Regions from separate parts of the Homo sapiens genome. Here all the other regions are linked to region 1. A link is a loop called in an ENCODE intact Hi-C map of the cell type or tissue named here. Cell type or tissue: IMR-90. All regions are shown on one strand.

Region 1 (8,000 bases):
GTTGCAGTACCTACTTTAAACCAACAACTGTTCTCTGATGCTTCTCCCTTATTACCCACAATGACCCCGGATAGTGAGTTTAGAAGGCATTTACTTCCCAAACGTAGGTCCAAAGCAGACCTAGACAGTGTAGCTCCAGATACTTCCAGAGGACCCAACTACACTGCCAGGTCATGTTTGGCTCCTTTTGCCGGAAGGTGAGCAGGAACTGCTGCTACACTGGGCCATTTCTTGGTGCCCCCAATGCCTGATGGGTCAGGAGTAGCTAGGCCATTACAGCAAACATTGCCTGATAAGGACAGGCCAGCAGGGGCTCAGACATTAGGTGGTTGTTTGGTCACCTTTGAAACAAGCAACTTTGACAAGTATTGGCCAAGTGTGAGGGACTCTGAGGACTGACATTAGGAAAACAGATAATCTTATGGTCCTTCCAGACCAACTGCAGCTGCAGTTTAGGATTTGAAAATCATAGCTGCCCATCAACTGACAACCATGCCAACCTGTCAGCCATTTCATCAGACTTGCTGTCCAGCTGCGGAGTGTGGTTACCCAAGGGCTCCAAGCTCTTTGCTGTTATTCTTGGGATGGCCCCAAGCCAAACTGAGTCGAGCCATTTCTACCTCATGTGGAATTCCTGAGTGAATCCTGCTCTCGTGCTCCCTACTGGACTGGCAGGACTGGCTGATTCACATTATGATCTGACAGCTTCCCTCTTCATTCTAGGTCTTTTGCATTTCTAGTTCTCTCAGCATCTACTTCCTGGACAACTGAACAACAAAGCCACCATTAAGCATCAGTAGCAGTAAATGTAACATGGTGCAAGGAGGCGGAGAGAAAGATTTGGGACCGCCGCCTCTGTAGCCCAGCTAGAAATTTTCATCTCCTGGTGAGAGGTAAGCACACTGGCACAAGGATGGGGAAGACACACTGACAGAATGTAGCCTCACTTTCTTGTGCTGAGCACAGGTCCTGTGCACACCTGTCCATCCACTTCTGAGTCAGTAGGCTCCTTTTTCCAAGTTTGAGTCTCGGACAGTGAGTCTGGTTTCCCAAGGAGTAAGAGCAAGAGGCAGAAAGCCAACTTGTGTCTCCACACGTCAGAGAAGCAGCTCAGAATTCTTTAAACAAGTAGGATAACTTTGCTATGTGTAGGTATTGTCACTAGGCCACACACATGAGCATGTGGTGATTAGCAGTCAAGCCCAACAACCCTGTGGGCCTGTCAGCCTCAGTCAGGATCTGAACACAAGATCTCTGAAGATAATCCCAATGAAGAAAGATGGGGAAGAGGAAGTGGAAAACCAAAGCATAAGTTTATGAAGAATCAACTAAGAATATTTCAGTCATTTAATACTTCAGTCATTTGCAGAGAACCCTTACCCCGATTTTACAACCAAAAAAAAAGTGGCCAGCGAAGTCTCTTGTCCTACGTAACAAACAACTGGTTTCAAAACAAGAGCCATACTACCACCTAGAGGCACATACGATCTACACTGCCAAGAAACCATGATCCCTCTGCCCAAGTCACCTATTTTTAATCCAGAAAAAACAGGTGGAATCTCCCACTGATGACACCGAGCAGAACTCTCGTGCCCAGGAAGTTCTACTGGGTGGAGCTGGCCACTCTTCTGTAGTAATACAGGGGAATCCCAGCAAATAAGATGGCCCAAATAACTGTAGCCCCATGGGTTAAAGAGGATACCAAGCTGGGATTTGGGATATTCAGGTGACAGAGTGGCCTTTCTAGATGTAATGTTTCCTTATCCTTCTGCATGTCAGTATTCTCAAGCCTGAGATGCAAGAAAGCCAGCATGCAAGGCCCTTCCCTCTTGCACTGTGTTCATGGTGTGCAGGTAAAGAGGCAGCAGGAGCAACAAAAGGGCTTCTCTCACCATTTCAAGGACAGCAGAATGGGGATGTCATCCCTAGCAGCCTCAATTACCAGCAGAAGCTAGTCTTTCAGGAACAGGTTCTAATGTATGAGTCACAAGGATTGAGGGAAACAGGTACCTTCACTTCAGTTCCAGCATCATGGCCAGTGTTTCCCAAGTAATGGAGAGTTCTTATGCTCTCAACTGTGGCATATACCTTTTGCAATAGTGATCTCATCTCCACAAGTGCCCCCTGGGCAAGATATGCAGCAGCAAGCAGCTGCAGAGCAACCCAGGTCTCAAGTCCAGCAGCTTTGGGATGAGAAGTCTGCAAAAGTGTTTACTCCTGGGGCCAGGAATGCAATTCTATGAAATGGTGCTGGGCTTCTGGGAGCACTATCCCACAGGTCATCCCACAGCCATCCACATGAAGCTGGAGAAAAAGGACTCTGCAGAGCTTGCATGTAACAATGCTGACCTCAGGAAGACTGTGAGCTACTGATCTCTTCTGATAGGGCAGTGATGTCCCAAGAAGGCTCAGCTAGAGCACACGGCACAACACAAGCACCAAAGCAACAAGAACAACTCCCAAGTGTCAGCCATTACCAAATCCCAAGTAATCTGTGCTTCAGAAGACAGAGGTTCTGGCACAGTCCTTGCCTCAGACATTGTCTCCTCCTCAGCAGATATAACTAATACAAGAATATGAAGGACCCCACTGCTCAGCCTTTGTATGAAGGCGTCTCTAAGGCAGCTACTACAAAGTCATCTCCACGGACCAGGACAGCAGCCATATATCCTTTCAGAGAAAGCCCCACCAGACCTTGATGGAAGGGCACCCCAACATCTGCCTGGCCTGCATACACTTAGGGCATAGTCACCTGACGCTTCTCCATTGAAAATAGGAGATGTCAAGGGAGATGCAGCCCCAGCTGTTGCCCTGTCAAGAGCCCCAGGAGGCCTCTGTGCTGGAGCAGGTGTGCAACCCCCACCACCTTTGCTGAGAGCTGCCTGGGACTAGTGTTTTGAACGAGTCACCTGTGGACATGGACCCACAGAATCTGAGGGGACCCACAGAATCTGAGGGGACCCACAAAGGAGCAGCTGAATGGCATGGTTGACCTGAGTTTTTGAAAAAAGCCCCAACTTTGAGACAATTTTCATGATTTTGGGCTTTAGGATGTGGAATCATTTCTCAAAGTATTGTGGAGAGTTCTGTCGTTTCGAGCAGGTCCTGCTAGTGCTGCCATACATAGCTCATCAGGCCAGCCTACATAACTAGGAAACACCGCTCACACAGCAGTGCCAGCCTTCTAGGTGAGCAACACTTCCTGAAGGGCAGAGTTGCCTAGGAGGTGCTTTTATGTAAAAGCATGTCCATCATGGTTTGTGTTCTTTCCACTTTACTTGACAATAGTTAATGTAGTTACGAAATGTTATAATTTAAGCAATACAGTTACCAAGTAAAAACGGTCTTTTATTCTTGTTCTCAGTCCTGAAGACTATAAACTCTTTGTATAAATTATGTTGTAAGGAGTTTAAGTCTGTTGGATGTTTTTCAAGTTTACATTCTAACCAATGTCATGTGATACTAGTCTACAGAACAAAGCAGGCTTTGTACGTATTTCCACGGCAAAAAATAGTTCATAAGCCAAGCTGATTGTGTTCATGTTTTCCGTGAAAATTACTGCAAACAAACTTGGTACCTGGGATCACGTGATTGTAACATGGGATGCTCGCCTAACACTGAGAACATTTGCCTGCTTAGCACGGTGCCCGGCCTGGTGGGTGGGGGTGGGGGTGGGGGTGGGGGTGGGGGTGGGGGTGGGGTGCGCAGAGCAGCCTCTAAGCACTGAGCTCAGACTCCTGCCAGGCAGGAGAACCTGGGCTCTCCTGCTCATCCATGGCTGCCTCCCCAGGCAGGAATTGTCCACATTTCAGAAGCCATTTGTTCAGGGGGATGGCATTAGTTCACACAGGATCCAGACGAATCTAATGAAAATGATAAGAGTAACAAGAACTCCTCCCCCAGTGTATTCCTCAAATCCGTCCAGGAGTTCCAAGAGCCATCAGCTTGTTTCCATTCTGGCCCTTGGCTGAGGGTCCTTAAGCACCACCTGGTGGCCATGAGGCATCACAACAGACAATGAAATGGTAAGTTCTTAGGAACTTAGCATTCTGACATCACCCCACCCAACAAAGATCATGTGCCCTAGCAACAATGGAACTTTATTATTTAGAAGTCACCCCTTCTCCTAGGAAAGGAAAAAGATATATCACCCATGCTCAAAGAAAATGAGCCAAACTTGAGTTTAGGAGATGGCAGCCACACACAGCAGGCTGTCTTGTAAGGGGCACAGCAGCAACCCCAGGCCACAGAGGGCAGAGCCTCCAGGACCCATCACTGGAGATGACTGCCTGGGCAGACTCACTTCACCGTTAGAGAAGTGTGGCCTTCCCTGGTGGCTCTAGGTTCACAGTACACAGAATTACCTGCTTTGAGGCAACGCTTCTCTTACCAAGTAGTGACTTAAGAAACAAGATGTATGTAATACTAGTGCCTGGGAAGGAAAAACCACCAAGTATGGAAGAGATCAGTTATGACAGCAGACAGCCTCTTTCACAAAGTACACTGAAGGATTCCCGGGTCACTGCCTAGGATGGCTCCTCCGGCTGCATTCCAAGGTAAAGTATTCCCATCAGATCCCTTTATCCCTAGAGTCCTCAAGGCCACCTCCAGGAACCCAAGGCTTCTAGTCCTTTTCCCAGGAAGCCAGGCTGGCTCCTTTGTCTACAAGCATGATCACAGCAGCCCCAGGAGCCATTTCTAGAACAGGTCAAGTGCTGACTGCCAGTGATCAGACACTGTACCTGAAAGCTGAACCCCCCTCTTCCTGTCATGGAGTTTGCTTCTTCCCTGGTCTCCCCCCTGCATCGACTTTCATCCAATGCACCTGCTGCTGGCTCAGTCCTCCTGGGGCCACATGTAGCTCCTAAGGATTAAGACATATCAAACTCCAAGTTGGAAATGCTAAGAAACAGTTGTCCAGATCAGGCTCCCCTTGTCATGCAACAACAGGATAGAGTGGTTTCTGTAGTTCAGTCCCCTTCCTTTAGGGATTAGAAATAAAAGATGGGAAATGAGGCAGAGCAGCATTCACTTTCCATTCCAAGGTGTCTTGACAAGCAGAGATGGTCTTGTTGGAAAGCCCATAAGCTCTTCAGTTGGGAGAAAGCCGACAGTTAATGTTTTCTGAGAATGACTTTCATTGTATTTAAGACACTAAAACGTACTCAATAACAGCATAGTCAAGTAACAAGCGAGTTCAGGTGATGACTCCTATCTACTTCCACCTGGAACAGATGAGACATTTGTCTAATAGAAAACATCACATCTTCTATAGTCTTCATTGCACATTTAAGTCAAAGGATTTTGTACAAGTTTAGTCTTTCCTCACAATTCACCATGCAAGTTCAGAAAAGCAGAACTGATGTGTCAAAGGATGTTAGGAAAACCCTGGTTGGCCCGTAAGTTGCTTTTGTAGTCCCACCCAGCCAACCATCCTTAAGAGGGGAATCACACAGCCCAGCCTCAGCACAATCAGCACTCCACTGCAGAATTCTAGGGATCAGGCTGGAGCCCAGCGGCGGGCACTGGAAGAAAGTTAGAGTCCTACGGGCCCCGCCCCCACCCCACCCATGACTGCTTCTCCCTCTGGGAGGGCAAGAGATTCAGCCCCTTCTTCAGTCTCCCTGCCAACAGATTCATCTCCCCTGGGCTCTGCAGCATGAAGACTGTCAGCCCATTCTCTCCAGTCCAAAGGCTGCTCTTGAGGGATCATTCTACAGGAGCAGATTCCCATCAGAAGGGATTTCATCCTAGGGAATGCACTAAACACCAAATCCTTGGAGATGCTCTGGTCCTCCAGGAAGTACGTGCCCAGAAGTGATGTCCCCAGAAGTGATGAGGGCACCCTATAGTCCTAGGGAGGAAGGGGTAGATGAGCAGGCCATAGGAACCTTCCCTTTTCCGCAGGGCCACTTCTTATGGGCCCACTCTGCCTTCAGATGAGCACATGGAGCTTCTAATTCCCAGGGTGGCCCAGGGAAAGCAGACCTGTTTTTAGAAGGCTCCTAAGTTTAGGACATCCTGCCTCTATTAGCAGCTGCCCACAATGACTATCAAGTTATCTTGGTCAGAAATACTTCAATGGCTTCCACAGCCCTTTCTGGGTCCTCTTCTCACCAGGGAAGATAAAGCTTGGGACCACTATCCAAAACCTCCCAGTTTCCCCCGAAACATTGCCACCCAGGGAGGTTAGGATGTCAAGGACAGGGTTTCATCTGCGAAGATTATGGAATATGCCCCTCCTTCCCGATAACTAAGCAAGGAAGGTACGCCTTCAGCAGCTAGTCCATCATGCCTCCCAAAAAGTGGGAGGAAAGCACTCAAGCCTAACTTCTGAAAGGTGGGATGAAAAACTATTCTGTTGGTTCTGAACAGTCAGTTCCCTCTGAGGATGTCTGGATGAGGGAGAAGCGGAGGGGAGTGGTCAGACCTCAGCAGACCACTTTCATGTTCCAGGCCCCAGAACACCACGAGGAAGAGGGGAGAAAAGCTCTTGATGCTAAGTCCTCTTTCAACCCCAGCAGATGAAGGAACAAAGGAGATGGAGGAGGAGCACCACTCACTGAATCCTGCCAGTGAGGGACAGAACAATCCGACATTCCTCAGTCATTTAAGACACTAAAGCAGCGTGTTATGTACCACAAAATCCAAGTCTAAATCTAGAACAGCCTGTGGGACTGAAGCCTCCATCTCCAGTTCCTTAGTGAGCTTATTCTTAAGTGCATACAAAAGCCTCACTTTCCTCCACTGCATGTGCAATGTGCTACTCAATTCATCTCAAAACCCTTCAGGCCATTGAAGGGTATTTTGTATATCCCCCCTACCTTCCAGTCACTCCTGTGGAGAACAGAGTAGCCAAGGGGTCATGAAGCAGCATCCTCTGCTCAGAAGCCTGCAGGGGGAAAGCTCACTGCTACATGATTGAGATCTCACCAGTGCTTCATGCTGAGCCACAGGTCAAGACAAAATGTGTTATGCCACATTGTTCATCTGTAGGAGAAAACATGGATGTTTGTTCGTAGGAATGAGCTGTTCCTTAGGACAGACATGACAAGGCATACCAGCCTTCATTCTATCTCCGCTAAATGGGGTTTTCCTGCTCTTTGAAGAAAGCCCCCCTAGTTCTTAGAGATGACCAGTTGATAGCATTCTGATACCTGAAGTCAAGCAGTTGTCAGGGTAGCCCTTATGGTACTTGATCAGGAGCCAGGATAAAACAGCTAGAGCATCCAGGCACTCTCGTGTTAATGTAAAGGCCCATTCAGTTTAAGAGGAATGATTTCCCTATTTCATCAAGGCACTTTCTGGAAGAATGTGTCCCCCACAAGGTCAAATTCTGAGTGGGAGTATGACAAAATGTCAAGTCCTGGATTTAAACAGACTGGAGACGTCCACTGTAGCAACTGCACTGGCATCTCCCACTGACCCGTATCTTCTGATGACTATAAAAACATGGGATATGCTTGGAAGAGGCCAAGTGTACAAAAGCTATCTGCTGAGCTCAGCAACTTTGGCTTGGATGTACTCTAAGCACAGGTGCATTCCTCTTTTATTATGAGGTCATTTGGGCAACACCCACTCCAGTTCTGGTCTAACAGCAGTGGAAGTCCTCATGGAGACATGTGGGTCACCTAGAACTCAGACAGGACATGGGCCACTTAGTGACCACTAGAGAAGCTTTCTGCACAAATCAACGTCCCTCCTAACATCAAAGTCCTCTCAAAGCTTTTTGATTTGAGAAGACAGGATTTTTAGCAGCAAGACCAGGGTGAGGAACGTTTCCCAAGTCAGAGGGCAGACTCCAAAGATCCAGTACCTCCCTTAGGGGGAGGTCTTAGTCATGGGTAGGGGAGAAGCCTTTCTCCATCTTAAGCCTGCCCTGCACATGAACTAGTGGTAAACCTCACATCCCTTGGAATAAGGTCAGATGTCTTCTACCAATCGGATTTTACCCAGAAGAAACTTTCATAAGACACGCCTCAAAGGACATCAAAAATTGT
Region 2 (8,000 bases), 390 kb before region 1:
GGTTGCAGCGAGCCAAGATTGCGCCACTGCACTCCAGCCTGGGTGACAGAGCAAGACTCTGTATCAGAAAAAAAAAATAAAATAAAAAAATAAATAAATGGGAAACTCTGGATGCAGTAACCTTGAGAAACACTGAGTTAAACAAAAATAAACAGATCTTTTTACTGACCAAGTTTTTAAGAGCATTGTGGATCTCCAAGAGGGGGATATGGCACGGAGCATTTGTAACTTAAGTGTCCATGGAACCTGCTTTTTCTGGGATCACATTCTTTGGCCCATGCTCCTTAGAACACATTTTAGAAAAACCTAGATCGACTCATATATTAGTTTCAATTCTGGGTTCACAGTACATTTCCTATTCTGAGTAGTTTATCGGGTGTTATAAATGATCCATTGTTTGGGGCGGATATTCCTTAATCTATGAAAGCCACATCTACAGACAGCTTGTGAACGTAAATGCTTCCGCCCCTGCATGCCCCCCCCTCCTCTTCCTGCCAGTCCCTGGGGGAGCGATGAACAGTGATAAGTTTGCCCTCTCTCTTTTCTACTTAGTTTTTCTAATTCCATATCCTACATCACAATGTGAAGAAAAGGCCATTAATAATAAACATGAAATTGGTATAGTAAAAGCTGCTTGTATGGAAGGGACAGAGAAGATTATAATGCAGGATGAAAATGGGTACACATGTAACCGCCCGAGGGGTTCTTCCTGCCCACTGCATAAAGAGAGACCAGGGCACTGCCGTAGAGAAAGAGTTTAATAGACACGAGGCTGGCCACACCACGTGGGAGATGTTCATACACAAATCGTCTCATTCAAAGCTCATAGGTCAGCGGTTTCCAAAGGCAGTTTGGGGGAAGGGATGGGAGGGCAGGTAACAGGTGCTTGCTGCTGATTGATTGGGGTGGAGATGAAATTATAGGGGTTTGAAGCTGTCTTCAAGCAGATGAGTTACTTCTGGGTGAGGCTACAGGAGAGAGGTTGGCACTAAGGTGGAGGCATTGGGTTTAGGTGGAACCATGGGTGTCAGACACGCATGCAAAAAACTGGGAAAGATATCTCCAAAGGCCGATCTACAATAGTGGTGTTATCTGCAGGAATAACTGGGGAAGTTGCATGTCTTATAACCTTGGCAATAGTGGCTGACAATCGTTTATGTCTGCGCCTTAGCTGGACTCAGGCTGTTCTTGTCCCCCCAGCCTGATGGCTTCCCATTAGCTTTACAAAAGTGGTTGAGTTTGGGGCAAGTCCTATTATCATTTAAACTATAGCCTGAATGTGTTCCAAAGGTAGCTTTGCCCAATAGCCCAGGAGTAATTAAGGAAAAGATAAGATGGGGAGTGAGTTAGCTTGGCTTACTATTAATATTATAATTCTCGGCCGGGCGTGGTGGCTCACACCTGTAATCCCAACACTTTGGGAGGCTGAGGTGGGCAGATCAGGAGGTCAGGAGATCGAGACCATCCTGGCTAACACGGTGAAACTCCATCTCTACTAAAAAATAAAAAAGCACAAAAAATTAGCCCAGCGTTCTGACGCGCACCTGTAATCCCAGCTACTTGGGAGGATGAGGCAAGAGAATTGCTTGAACCTGGGAGGCAGAGGTTGCAGTGAGACGACATCATGCCCCTACACTCCAGCCTGGACGACAGAGTGAGACTCAGTCTCAAAAAAAAAAAAAAAAATTACAATTCTCTCACTGATATAATCTTTGCAAAGGCAGTTTTACATAGAGGGGAAATATAGCTTATTTCATCATAATTCAACCAATAATATTTAGTACCTCCTATGTGCTCAACACTAGGGCTGGCTATTTAGTTGTTCAATAAGCCCGTAAGCCCCATAATAAGCTCTCTGAACAGAACATTATACTTATGTTTTATTTCTGATTGTATTTCATAGTTATTTCTGATTGTATTTCATAGTGTTATTGCATGATTGTATTTCATAGTTAAAGGGTATTACAGGAGGGGGTGGTGGCTCATGCCTGTAACCCCAGCACTTTTGGAGGCTGAGGCCAGTGGATCACTTGAGCCCAGGAGTTTCGAGACAACTCAGGAGCCTGGGCAACATGGTAAAACCCCAACTCTACTAAAAAAAAATATATATATATACAAAAAAATTAGCCGGGCATGGTGGTGCACACCTGTAATCCCAGCTACTTGGGAGACTGAGGCAGGAAAATCGCTGGAACCAAGGAGGCAGAGGTTGCAGTGAGCCAAGACCACACCACTGCACTCCAGCGTGGGCAACGGAGCGAGACTTGGTCTCAAAAAAAGTGGGGGGGTGGTCTTGCATATATTTACCACAAATTGAACAGTAGCTAAGTGAAAAACAAATACAGAAGTCCTCCTTATCCTCAGTTTCACTTTCCACAGTTTCAGTTACCCATGCTCAACCAAGGTCTGAAAATATCAAGTGGAAAATTCCAGAAATACATAATTCATAAATGTTAACTCGCATGCTGTTTCTGAGCGGCACGATGAAATCCTGAGCAGTCTCACTCGAATCATTTCTTTGTCCAGTGTTTCTGTTGCGCTGTGTCCATTATCCACCGGTTAATTGCTGAGCAGTCATCTCGCCCACCAGATTCGCTGCGTGGAATCTCAGTGCTTAGGTTCAAGTCACCCTTATTTTACCTAATAATGGTCCAAAAGCGCAAGAGCAGTGATGCTGACAGTTCTGATTTGCCAAAGAGAAGATGTAAAGTGATTCCTTTAAGTGAAAAGGTGGAAGTTCTCAACTTGAAAAGGAAAGAAAAAATATTGTATGCTGAGGTTACTGGGATCGACAATAAAAATGAATCTTCTATCCGTGAAATTGGGAAGAAGGAAAAAAAAGTGTGCTTGTTTTGCTGTCACATATCACCTTTATCATAGGTCTGTATATTTAGGAAAAGCATAGGATATATAGGGTTTATTACTATCCTCAGTTTCAGACATCCATCGTGAGTCTTGGAACATTTTGCCTTAGGATAAGTGGAGGGCTGCTGTAACTTAAGTGTATGTTTATGTAATTTTTTATTTATTTATTTTTTTTGAGACAGAGTCTCCCTGTGCCGCCCAGGCTGGAGTGCAGTGGCGCGATCTTGGCTCACTGCAAGCTCCGCCTCCCGGGTTCACACCATTCTCCTGCCTCAGCCTCCCGAGTAGCTGGGACTACAGGCGCCCGCCACCACGCCCGGCTAATTGTGTTGTATTTTTTAGTAGAGACAGGGTTTCACCATGTTAGCCAGGATGGTCTCGATCTCCCGACCTCGTCATCCGCCCGCCTCGGCCTCCCAAAGTGCTGGGATTACAGGCTTGAGCCACCGCGCCTGGCCTATGTAATGTATTTTTAATAATGGCTGTATGTAAAGCCAGTTCACAGAATTTCTGAAAGTTTAACAACCATCCATTGCAAGCTGGCAGCAGCCACTCCAAAGAACAATCCCTTAACTCTTTTTCCTTCTTCAAGAGGTCTTACTTTAACCCTCCCAGAACACGGTGATATTGACAATGTCTTCATGGTTTCACCATAATAAGTTGTGGTGGAAACAGTCAAACCAAGGTCCATCGGATTCTGCAACCATGCTATGCCCACCTCAGTACATTACCTACCCAAAAGCAGTAACTTTGTGAGATCTGTCCTGAGACTGCAAAGCCAATGAGTCTCTGGGCAAATGGTGCTAATTACACGTTATGACCACCAGGTGGAGAGCATGCCTGGCTTCTCCAAGAGAAAACTGGAGATGGGAAAGACTTTGAACAACTGTTTGGGTCCTCTTGTTTGACAGAGAACTTTTCCTAGCATTTTAGAATATTTGTGTACTTCATTAGGGAGGTAAATTCCCGTTTTCCCTCTAATTTTTCATACTATAATAATAGTAGTAACTGCAGCTGTGCATTAAGAACCATGCCTTGAAGTGCATCAATTCATTTATTCCACACATGAATTTCCATGAAGTATAAATAAGCACTCCTTACTTCTCCAGATGGGGAAATTCATTCACTCCTCAATCCATTTGTTTATTTCATAAACATTCATTAAGCACGTGCCATGATCCTGCCCATAGTATGAACAGGATCAAGATTCAATCTTAACAAATTCAGTTCCAAAGCTCACCCTCCTTTAAATATCACAAATACTTGATTTATTATTGCTTTATTAAATAAGGCCCCCAAATTTTAAGAAGCTTTCTGGAATTTATCTGAATTACCATCAAAGCTGTATAATGGTAGACAAGTTACTTTGCTTGTTCAATCCAGTTTTTTTCACCTGCAAAGTTCCTTAAGTTCACCTTAACCTCTTACTTTGAAGGATTTTGGTTAGCTAAGCAATGATTAAGTGAAGCTCATGGTATCAGCACTTGCCAGTCGGCATATTTGATGCGGCTGAAATCCCCGTGGATTTTTGTAACTATTGCCGATATTATACTACACAAAAATCTTAAAAGGGAGGGAGGAATACTAAGTGAGGCTAGAAAAAATAATCCTACATTATAATGAAGACACAGGACACATGGACAGTGTATCATAAAGATTCACCCTGAGTAACACAAAAGACCCTGAGTGGCCAAGGCAATCTTGAGTAAAAGGAACAAGGCTGGAGCCATCACACTTCCTGATTTCAAATTACATGACAGGGCTGTCGTGGTCAGTGGTACACCAAACATGCACACAAGTAAGGCAGAGTGCAGAGCCCAGAAATAAATGCATGCATTGATTAAACTAATTTTTGATGAAGGCATCAGGAATACACAATGGAGACAAGATGGTCTCTTCAAATAGTGGAGAGACTAGATATTAATGTGCAGAAGAACAGGGCAGGACCTGTTCCTCTGCACAGGGCAGGACCACGTTCCTCACACCATGCAAGGAAATCAATTTGGGGTGGATTAAATCAACTTGGGGTATACCCAAAACTACAGAACTCCTAGAAGAAAACATAGGGAAAAGATCCTTGGCATTGTATCTTGCCAATGACTTTTTGGGTATGAGACCAAAAGGACAGGCAGCAAAAGCACAAATAAACAAGTAGGGCTACATCAAACTAAAAAGCTTCTCCACAGCAAAGGAAAGAATCAACGGAGTAGAAAGGCAAACTACAAAATGGGAGAAAATATTTGCAAACTATATACCTGATAAGGGTTAATGTTCAATATAGACAAGGAACTGATACAACTGAAGAGCTAAAAAATGAGTGACCTTATTGGAAGATGTCCAAAGGATCTGGGTGGACATTTCTCCAGGGAGGAAATACAGGTAGCCAACACATATATAGGAAGTGGTTCTCAGCATCACTGGTCATGAAGGAAATGCAACTCAGAGCCACAGTGAAATATCACCTCACACCTCTTAGGATGACTATTACTTAAAAAACACACACAAAAAACAAAAGATGGCAAGTGTTGGCAAGAATATGGAGAAAAGCGATCCCTTGCACACAGTTGGTGAGAATGTAAATTGGTACAGCCATTATTGAAAACAGAATGGAGTTTCCTCTAAAAAATTAAAAATAGACATACCTTATGGTTCACGAATCCAACTTTTGAGTATATACCCAAAGAATTGAAAACAGGATCTTGAAGAGCTCTCAGCACTCTGTTCATGGCAGCATTATTCACAGTAGCCAAGATATGGAAACAGCATAAGGGTCCATAGACAGATGAATGGATCAAAAAATTGTGGTATATACACACAATGGAGTATTTTTCAGCCTTAAGGGGAAGGAAATTTTTCCATTTATGACAATACTGATGGACTTGGAGGGCATTATGTTGGGCCAAAACAAGTCAGACGCAGAAAAATGATGCTGTAGAATCTCACTTACTTGTGGAACCTAACACAGTCAAACTCATAGAAGCAAAGAGTAGAATGGTGGCTGCCAGGAGCAAGGAGGAGGGAGACATAGGAAGGTGATGCTTAAAGGGGACAAAGTTTCAGTTATGGTGCACAAATAAATTCTGGAGACCCACTCTACCACATAGTGCCTACAGCTGATGACACTGTACTGTGTACTTAAAGTTTGCTAAGAGGATAGATATTATGCTAAGTGTTCTTACCAAAAAAAGAAAATAAAATAAAGTAACAATAACAAAAAGGGCAGGAGTCAACTTTGGTAAGTGACAGATATGTTTATGGCCTTGACGGTGGTGTTGATTTCATGGATATGTACTTATCCCCAAATTCAATCTTAATGTGTACAGTAAATATGTAAAGCTCTTCTATGTCAGTGATACCTTAATGAGGTGGTTTAAAAAAGATTCACCACAGTTAAGGCAAAGTTTTTGCGCCATTGTACAAGACCCCATGTGATCTGGGCACTCTCCCACCTCTGCCATCACCTATCTGGGCTTACCTCCTCCTCGTGCTCATCCCACCTGCTATAATTCAAGTGTCCCTTCCAAATCTCATGTTGAAACTTTGTCCCCAATATAGCAGTATTGACAGGTGAGGCATAAAGGGGTAATTGGATCATGAGTGCTCTGCCCTCATGGATGAATTAGTCCATTAATGGATTAATGGGTTAATGGGTTAATAGATGAATGGATTGTCATGGAAGGGGAACTGGTGGCTTTATAAGAAAAGACACCTGAGCCAGCATACTCAGTCGCCTTACCATCTGATCCCCTGCACTGCCTCAGGACTCTGCAGTAAGTCCCCTTCAGCAAGAAGGCTCTCACCAGATGCATCCCCTAAACCTTGGTTTTCTTAGCCTCCACAACTGAAAGAAATAAATTCCTTTTGCATATAAATCATCACCTAGTTTCCATTATTCTGTCTTAAGCAACAAAAAAAAACAGACTAACACAGAAAATTGGTGTCAAGAAGTGGAGTGTTGCTGATAATGAATACCTGAAAATGTGGAAAGCAGCTTTGGAACTGAGTAATGGGCAAAAGTAGAAGAATTTGTAGGAGCAGGATAGAAAATGTTTAAATTCTGGCGAAAGCTTAGAAGACAAGAAGGCTAAGTAAAGTTTGGAACTTCTTAGTGATTAGATAGGTGGTTGTGACAAGAATGCTGATAGAAATATAGACAGTAAAGGCCATTCTGATGAGGTTTGAGGTAGAACTGAGGAGCAAGATATTGAAAACTGGAATAAAGACCATTCTTGTTATAAATTGGCAAAGAACTTGAATGAATTGTCTCTATGCCTGAGGGTTTTGAGGAAGGCCAAACTTGAGAGTGATAAACTAGGATATCTAGCAGAAGAAAATTCTAAGCAAAATATAGAAGGAGCTGCAGGGTTATTTTGGCAACTTACATTGATATTTCAGAGCAGAGAAATAATTTACAGAATTTTTAATTAAAAGAGAAGTAGAGTGGATAAATTTGGAAAACTCAGCCTGGCCACATAGAGAAAAAGTCTTCAGAGGAGAAAACCAAGGGTATATCCCAGTGACCATTTGCTAAAGAGATTAACAGGGATAGAAGTGGGCTAGATGCTATCCCTCAAGACAATGGAGGAAGGACCCCAAAGGTGTTTCACAGATCTTGAGGCTGCCCTCTTATCACAGGCCTAGAGTTCTAGGATGGAAGAAAGGTTTCAGGGGATAGGACTGGGGCGCTGTCTACCAGCTCACTGCCCACAGCTACCCTGGGACTCTGCTTCCTACACTGCAGCACAGCACTTCATGGCTGCCCGGCTCAAGCAACCCCAGTTGAGGCCCTTGTACTGAAGCTCTGCAAGGTACAAGTTTTAAACCTTGGCAGTATCTGTGTGGTGCTAATTCTGCAGGCTTGCAGAAAGCAAGAGCTGTGGAGGCTCAGCAACCTCCAACCAGATTTCAAAAGACGTCAAAGGCCTGAGGACCCAATCAGAGACTTGTCACAGGAGTGGAGACATGCAAAAAGCCCCCACTAAAGCTATACAAAGCAGATATGTGGTGTTGAAGCTAATGGAGTCCCCACCAGGGCAATGCCTAATGGAGCCATAGGAGCAAGGCCACTGCAGAAAATCCCCACTATGGTAATGGGAGTGAGCCTGCCACCAAGACCCTTGAGCTGTACAGCTACT
Region 3 (8,000 bases), 380 kb before region 1:
GTATTGCTGCGTATACTTCTGGCAGGCTTAGATTCATATGAAAATGGGATATGCCCTCAGGGAACAATATATTAAGTATATATTCATGTGAGATATATATATATACATATATATATGACACATATATAAATATAAATACTATTACATTTATACATCTCTATGGAGAAAAGAGCAACAGACAGCTGCAGAGGCTCTGAGTGACTGGCCACTCTTGTTGCTCTATCTGGGACCTGTGAGCACCTCTGCCATAGTATGCATTACATTCTCTGGCAATCATTTCTTCATCTCTCTCTCTTCCCTGCTAGAGGGAAGCAGCTTGAACCAAAAACTGTATCTTTTTCCTCTCTATATCTCCAGCATCTACTAAAGTACCTGATAAACTTATGAATAAATGAGTGAATGGGTGAATAACATATGAGTGAGTGAGACATTCACTGACTTTCAAACATTTTTATATTTCTTATTGGGTTTTTTTTTTTTTGTTTTTTTTTTGAGACAGTCTGGCTCTGTCGCCCAGGCTGGAGTGAGGTGGTGCAATCTCAGCTCACTGCAACATTTGCCTCCTGGGCTCAAGTGATGCTTCTGCCTCAGCTTTGTGAGTAGCTGGGATTACAGGTGCATGCCACCATGACTGGCTAATTTTTGTATTTTTAGTAGAAACGGGGTTTACCATGTTGGCCAGGCTGGTCTTGAATTCCTGACCTCAGGTGATACGCCCACCTCAGCCTCCCAAAGTGCTGGGATTACAGGCGTGAGCCACCATGCCTGGCCACTTTTTTTATATTTATTTGGGTAGTTCTAAAAACTCAGGTCTGCCAGTCTGGGATGAATGGAAGGCTGTTATCATTTTCTCCACAGGCCTCCTAAAGCCAAAACAGGTGCACTATGGAGGAGCACATTGACTCCCCATAGAAAATTATGTCACGCCCTTTAGAAAACAGTGCCAGACCAGATCGGTCTGCTCCGCAGTTAGCATCCAAAAACTAGCATTTTCAACCCAAAGCTGGGGACACGGAGGGCAGAGCAGTGTGGATTCAGGGCCTGAGGCATCACTGCTGCAGCAAACTTTCTCAGGACCCTACTGCGACTCTCCACACAGGCCTCTCATAACACTTCCGAAGAAGTACCAACCCTTGCCCCCTGAGCCGGAGAGCAGCAGGCCACCTTTATCTCAGAGACACACCTTTCCAGAAGTCCAGAGAATGCCCAGGTGAGAGATTCATCATCAATGGTGAAATGACCAGCAAGAGTGTGGGTGTGGGGGAGGGGGACAAGGGAAACCAAACAAAGTACCTTTCAGAGCAGGCTCCCTAATGGGTGGGGAGTGTATTGGTCCATTCAAAGACATAACCAAGACTGGGTAATTTATAAAGAAAAGAGGTTTAATTGACCCACAGTTTCACATGGCTGGGGAAGCCTCACGAAACTTACAATCATGGTGGAGGGGGAAGCAAGCATGTCTTACATGGCAGCAGGTGAGAGAACCTGTGTCCAAAGCAAATGGCGAAGAGCCCTGTATAAAACCATCAGATCTCATGACAGTGCATGCAGTAACATGGGAACAGCATAGGGGAAACTGCTCCATGACCCAATCATCTCCCACCAGGCCTCTGCCTCAACACCTGGGGATTACAATTAAAGATGAGCTTTGGGTGGGGACACAAAAGCCTAACCAGTTATACCTAGAAGAAAATAATTCTAGAAACCTGTGTTTTGATTCTTTGCAGGAAATATAGCTTCTCTGTAACAAAATGAGTTATTATTGAAAGAATTGCTCACTTGTGGCCTGAATTAGTTAATAAAGAAAATGTCAAATGCCAGAACAGAATCAGCATATTTTATGTAAGAACTGAAAGGGGATTCAGATTATTCCAGGACCAATATTGGCCCCCAGCTTCCCATCACCCAGGCTGGAGAAATATAACCATGCTTGAAAACTCTTTTGTCAAAAACATTATTGCCTTTATGAAAAATAAATATTATAAAACCATCCCTCTGATATTAAGTACTGATGATGGCTCTTCATTCCCAAACGTGTGGGACATTTGGCAGCTGGTGCTAATCACAGAATGTGACAAACTCGAGTGAGCATATTTCATTTTCCCAAAAGAGTTTAAATTTCCAAAATTACCTTATTTTGAAAGTCAGAAAAGTGATCAGCATTTCCTCCTTGTTTCTGCATAGAATGAAGGATGCTCTCTTATTTTTCATCCTTCTTCAAGCTTGCATCAGCAGTTTGGGGCACAGGCATTATTTAGTGAGAAAGCATTTCTCATGGATACAAAAACTCAGGATAGGCTCATTTTGAGCTTCTATGGGAAACTCATTCATCACTGATTCTAATGGGGAACATTAAATAGCCTAAAATGTCATTCCTCCTTCTGTGGCGAATGTCTCTTCACCATTTCCTCCATTACAGCCCCACACAAGCATAAGTTTTCCAAGAAACACCTTCTTTGTTGTCTCTCCCATGGAATGCCCTCCTTTTCTGTCCCCCTTTCAACTGCCATGGCAGCATGGGAAGGAATAGAGGCTCTCAAGTCTCGATTCAAATGGTCTGTGTTTGTATTAGTTCTCACATTGCTATAAAGAAATATCTCAGACTGGGTAAGCTATAATGAAAAGAGGTTTGATTGGCTTACAATTCCATGGGCTGCACAGGAAGCATGATTCTGGCATCTGCTCGGCTTCTGGAGAGACCTCAGGAAACTTACAATCATGGCAGAAGGCAAAGGGGAAACAGTACCTATTTTTAACCAACAATTATTGCACTTTCTTACCAACCTATTTTTAACCAACACTATTTTTAACCAACCTATTTTTAACCAACACTTATTGCACTTTTATTACCTTGGGCCCTTCTCCATTGGTACCTATGTTGCCCCATAGAATATAACAAATTGACAAGTCTGTTTCTTCCAGCCCAGGAAGGGATGGAAGAGGAACTGACTCATTTCAGTACCCATATAACCTGGCACAGTACCTGAAATATAGTAGATGATGGATAAATATAAATTTCCTTCTGCAGCTTTCAAAGGAACCTAATCAGACTAGGAGTAAGCAGATTTGCTCTGTTTTGATTTCCATTTTCAAAGAGTGAGAAACTGGGAGGCAACAATAATAACAGACCATCCAACCCATGAAGCTGTGTTATCAGAGTTGGAAATGTAAAATGCAGCATTCCTAAAACTCCTGGCCAAATAGTCTAATACGTAAAGGACTGATCAAACCTCAGAGAAGTAAGAAGACAGAAAATAGGATTAATAAAATATTGAGACTAGGCATAATGGCTTACGCCTCTAATCCTAACACTTTGGGAGACCGAGGCAGGCGGCTCACATGTGGCAAGGAGTTCAAGACCAGCCTGGCCAACATGGTGAAACCCCATCTCTACAAAAATACAGAAACTAGCTGGGTGGGGTGGAGTATGTCTGTAATCCCAGCTACTCTGGAGACTGAGACATGAGAATCGCTTTAACCTAGGAGGCAAGGGTTGCAGTGAGCCAAGATTGCACCACTGCACTCCAGCGACAGAGGGCGACAGAGGGCAACAGAGAGAGACTGTCTCAAAAAAATAAATATATAAACTAAAATAAAATATTGAAGATGATGAGGTTGTTCAGTGTGGAGAAAAAAGCATTTTATCTTCTTTCTGTTTCCTCATGCTGGAAAGAACAGTATCTTGGGACCCAGTAGCAATGAGTTTGGATCCCAGGTGAGCCACTTTTGGCAGTATGACTTCAGAAAAGCTCTTTAACATCTCTGAGTTTTCTTTTCTTATTTATAAGAAGAAAATAACCATCTTCGTATGATAAAATGATGATGATAAGGTATGCCATTCCTGTAAAGTGCCTAGGATAATATCCGTCACAGCACAGGAAAAGAAGAAGAAAAGAAAAGAAAGAACAAACAAGAGAAGGAAGGAAGGAAGGAAGAGAGAGAGAAAGAAAGAAAGAAAAAGAAAGGAAGAAAGAAAGAAAGAAAGAAAGAAAGAAAGGAAGGAAGGAAGGAAGGAAGGAAGGAAGAAAGAAAGAAAGAAAGAAAGAAAGAAAGAAAGAAAGAAAGAGAAAGAAAGAAAGAAAGAGAGAGAGAAAGGGAGAAAGACAGGGAGGGAGGGATGAAGAGAGGAAGGAAACCAGCTTCTCCCATCTGTTCTCGGCAGAATTAGGTATCCAGAATCCATAACTCTGTATTTTTCTAGAAATAGAGGCTGTATATATTTTTTTGAGATGGAATCTCGCTCTATTGCCCAGGCTGGAGTGCAGTGATGTGATCTCAGCTCACTGCAACCTCTGCCTCCCGGGTTCAATTGATTCTCCTGACTCAACCTCCTGAGTAGCTGGGATTACAGCTGTGTGGCACCACACTCAGCTAATTTTTATATTTTTAGTAGAGATGAGGTTTTACCATGTTGGTCAGGCTGGTCTCGAACTCCTGACCTCAGGTGATCCACCCGCCTTGGCCTCCCAAAGTGCTGGGATTACAGACGTGAGCCACCGTGCCCAGCCAGAGGCTGTATTTTCTAATACAGTGGTTATCATCCTGGCTTTACACTAAAATAATTGGAAAGCTTATTTTAAAGCACTATCCCCAGTATCTATTTTAATTGCTCTGAAGTGAGACCTGGGCATCAGAATTTTTAAGGCTCCCCCAGGTGAAGCTAATATGCAGACAGGGCTAAGAACCCAGAGGGAACCAAGTTCGAGGAATACATCCACCACAAAAGCTTTGAAGGTATTTAAGCCTTATCTATGCCTGAGTTTCCAGAGTCTAACATAATGCTCACTCAATTGCCAAATGCGTCCCTCTGCGGGCACAAACCACACAGGTCTATTGGGTTACTGTCTTGGTGGTGTTGACATCTTTAGAAGTTGGCATTTGATATCTCTGGGGTTCCTGTAGTTACAGTTTACTTTTATTTAATCATTTTTAGATGTGATGAGAATTGTGCTGGATCTCTTCACCAAAACACCTCAAGAGAGTAATTATATTTTCTCTTATTGAATTTTTCCAGCAGCCCTGTAAAGTATGTTTCCTAAGCCTCAGAAGAGTAAAGTACCAAGCCCAGTGGATGGCACATGTGCCCAATAAATAGTACTTCCATACTCACTGGGCACCTAAGGTCACCACGCTTCAGAGAAGTTAGGTAACTTAAAGTCACAGGGTTGACATTTGACTATTGATGGGGCAAAAACCTGCACAGCCCCATAGGAGACACTGGGGATACCACGATAAATGACATGGCTTTGCCTCTGAAAGAGAGATGTGCTTTCAAATTCATTTTTAGCAGGGCCCACATGGGTGGTAATATCATCATTAGTGATGCCCAAGTCCCATGTAATCAACCACAGAAGGATATTGCTCTGAAAACAGAAGGAACATTGGCAATCAGAGCTTCTGCAGCCGAACCATGCAGGAGAGTGCCTGCTCCGTCTCTGCCAGCTGTTGGTAAGGCACTGTGAGTGAGATGAGTTGCCTTCCCTAAGGCAGAAGCCATGATTTACATCTGGCAATCAACTGTATCAATGGTAGGCAGTTAGACAGCTGCAGCCTTTTGCAGTGGGCTGTGCTCACCCTGGATGGTCTTTGTGGTTCCAGCTATTGTGTTTCAGGCCCCATTTGTCTCTGCCAGCTCTGCTATTCTCTTTTTTAAAGCTAAGCCTTGGTTTCACGAAACAATTACTGAATTGAAGCACTTCAGTAAAGGAAAACGTCACCCCAGTCATTCATTGACAACTCAAAACCAGAAGAGAACTTCGAAGTTTGGAGAATGTTGGTTGGACATTCTCAGCCACTTATGTACCATTATTATGATTTTTACAATATCCATGTACTTAATTATTTTTTCTGCTCTGCTCATTTTTTTCAACTTAAATAAATTTACTTAAAAGAAAGACATATAATTATTATAAATAACTTCAATACAGATAGCTTCAAAACAAAACTTTGAGCTCTGGGGAATTTTACCTCTGATAAAAGGGAAGGTAAGCAAATATTAGAACAGTGTTTCATATCTACTAACCACTGCACTGAGCCTTTCTCTTTGACATAATCTGAAAGACAATTAAAAAGGGAATAACTTTTCTACTACGAATCCATTGTAATTTTAATACCGTGGTCCATGCACCAAATAAAATCATCCTGAGTAACAGCAAGAGTAATCAACAACATTTTCTGAGTCGTAACTACACACCAGGCCCGGTTTGGGATCTTATATGTATTAATTCATTTAGTCACACAACAGCACTGTAAAAAAATTACTATCTCCAATTTACTGATAAAAATTAAGAAATCGAGGGTTCATTGTCCCATATGTCCTTTAAGCTTCAGTACACTCAATGGCCAAAGGTGCAGGGTTCAGCCAAAATATAATTTAAATGAAGCACCCAATATTTAAGAAACAAAACACCCACTTGCCTAACTATGGCTTTCCATTTTTTCTTTCTTTCTTTCTTTCTTTCTTTCTTTCTTTCTTTCTTTCTTTCTTTCTCTTTCTTTCTTTCTTTTTTTTAAGTAGAGACAGGGGTCTCTCTAACACTCCTGTCCAGGCTGGTCTCAAACTCCTGGCCTCAGGCAGTCCGCCCGCCTTATCCTCTCAAAGTGCTGGATTTACAGGTGTGAAGCAACACGGCCAGCCAGTTTTCTCTTTACAACCAGCAATGCTGGCATCACATCAATTCAAACAATCTCTGTCGCAAAAATGTATGCTCTGATGATTTGGGAAGTGAAAACAAAAAGTCTTTATAGATATCGAGAAACCGTGGTCTTTTAAAAGAGAAAGTATGGTTATAGAGATATACACATTTGTATTTATGAATGGAAAGTATTGATTTTAAAGTATAAACATCATTATTATTGTTTTCCAAGTTGTTGCTATTGGGGGAAACTGGGTATAGGGCACATAGGAACTGTCTGTATTATTTCTTACAACTGCATGGGAATCCATAATTCTATCTAAGGATAAAAAATCCATAATTTTATCTCAGGATAAAAAGTTTAATTTCAAAGCAAATGTGAACATTAAAATGTTCTGCAAATGTAGAGTGTTATTTCACTCCAAATAGCTTTCACGTCACATTCTTTCATTAGAATCTTCAGCAATTCTCTTCACTACTGTCTAGATTTATCAGTTTTACAGGTGGGAAAACTAAGCTTCAGAGAGAGAATTTAACTTATCCAGGGTGACAGAGCCCACAGATGACAGAGCAAGAATCAAATTCAATTCATTTAAAACTAAGCCAAAAACTAAGGCATTCCTGGAGAGACCTATATTTATAGTAAAAGGTAATATCTTTACATTTATAATGAGGACCTCTTATGCATAGGAAAAAATGTGAAAAAAATTAATGACCATGGTTTTTTTCGCCATCTTCAGCAGACAGAACTTGGACACACATGTGTTCAAAGCTCTCAAAGAGTAAGAAACTCTGGTCTACACAGAAATGCCTTCTTACAATCACTTGGGTTCTCAGTGAAAATTCCATTGATTAAAGCTGCAAATTCCAAACCCGAGCTTTCCTGAAGCCTCAGATTTCCATCTATAAAGTGCACTGCTCTATTTATAAATCAGGTGATTTTATCCAAACAGAAAGACAATCACTCTGCTTAGTCTTCAACAAATGTTCAACCAACTCAAGTCAAATAGGTTAAAGAATCTTAGTAAAACTGTTTAACAAACTCATTTAAATCTCCTTAAATATTTGAAATATATTTATAAATTTAATTTCTTTGATTTTTAAGTACTTCTAATGTTGACAGGGTAGGTTTAAATGCTAGCCAGCAAAACTTTAACAATTTCTGTAAATCCAAGAAAGTAAATGTATAAATATAGAAAATTTTAATTTATCTTAAACACTTCAAACTCTTTAAAATGGAGACAAACACATCTTGACACTTGTAACTTCAAATCTACATTTTAAATTGAAGCCCTACAGCCAATCTTTCAGTATCTTTAATACACTGGCTTCTTAAACATTAAATACTGAGATTAGCCACATTTT

Evidence for each region. Hi-C counts contacts between places; a loop is a spot of excess contacts. Peaks named below come from ENCODE experiments on the same cell type or tissue, not always from the same donor. Only the 100,000 strongest peaks of a DNase experiment are listed, where the experiment ranks them.
Region 2: it touches region 1 in a loop (10-fold over the local background); 98 of 110 quality-filtered maps call a loop at or near these places.
Region 3: a loop joins it to region 1, with 7 times the contacts of the local background. A loop is called at or near these places in 88 of 110 quality-filtered maps.

What each region holds. Positions count from the first base shown.
Region 1 is chr4:10,153,939-10,161,938 of GRCh38, reverse strand. No RefSeq gene overlaps it. Among named protein-coding and RNA genes, the nearest start is that of WDR1, 41 kb to the right of the region's middle. In IMR-90, CTCF peaks have their summits at 1,472 (motif pointing left) and 3,992 (motif pointing left); a DNase peak (open chromatin) is centred at 3,968; H3K27ac peaks cover 362 bases; H3K27me3 peaks cover 1,196 bases.
Region 2 is chr4:10,545,535-10,553,534 of GRCh38, reverse strand. All of the region lies in intron 8 of CLNK (cytokine dependent hematopoietic cell linker), which reads left to right. Among named protein-coding and RNA genes, the nearest start is that of ZNF518B, 92 kb to the right of the region's middle. In IMR-90, a CTCF peak has its summit at 3,687 (motif pointing right); no DNase peak of the experiment used is centred here; H3K27me3 peaks cover 156 bases.
Region 3 is chr4:10,533,704-10,541,703 of GRCh38, reverse strand. It overlaps CLNK (cytokine dependent hematopoietic cell linker), which reads left to right. Exons shown (of 19, transcript NM_052964.4): 11 at 1,100-1,210. Among named protein-coding and RNA genes, the nearest start is that of ZNF518B, 80 kb to the right of the region's middle. In IMR-90, a CTCF peak has its summit at 3,532; no DNase peak of the experiment used is centred here; H3K27me3 peaks cover 517 bases.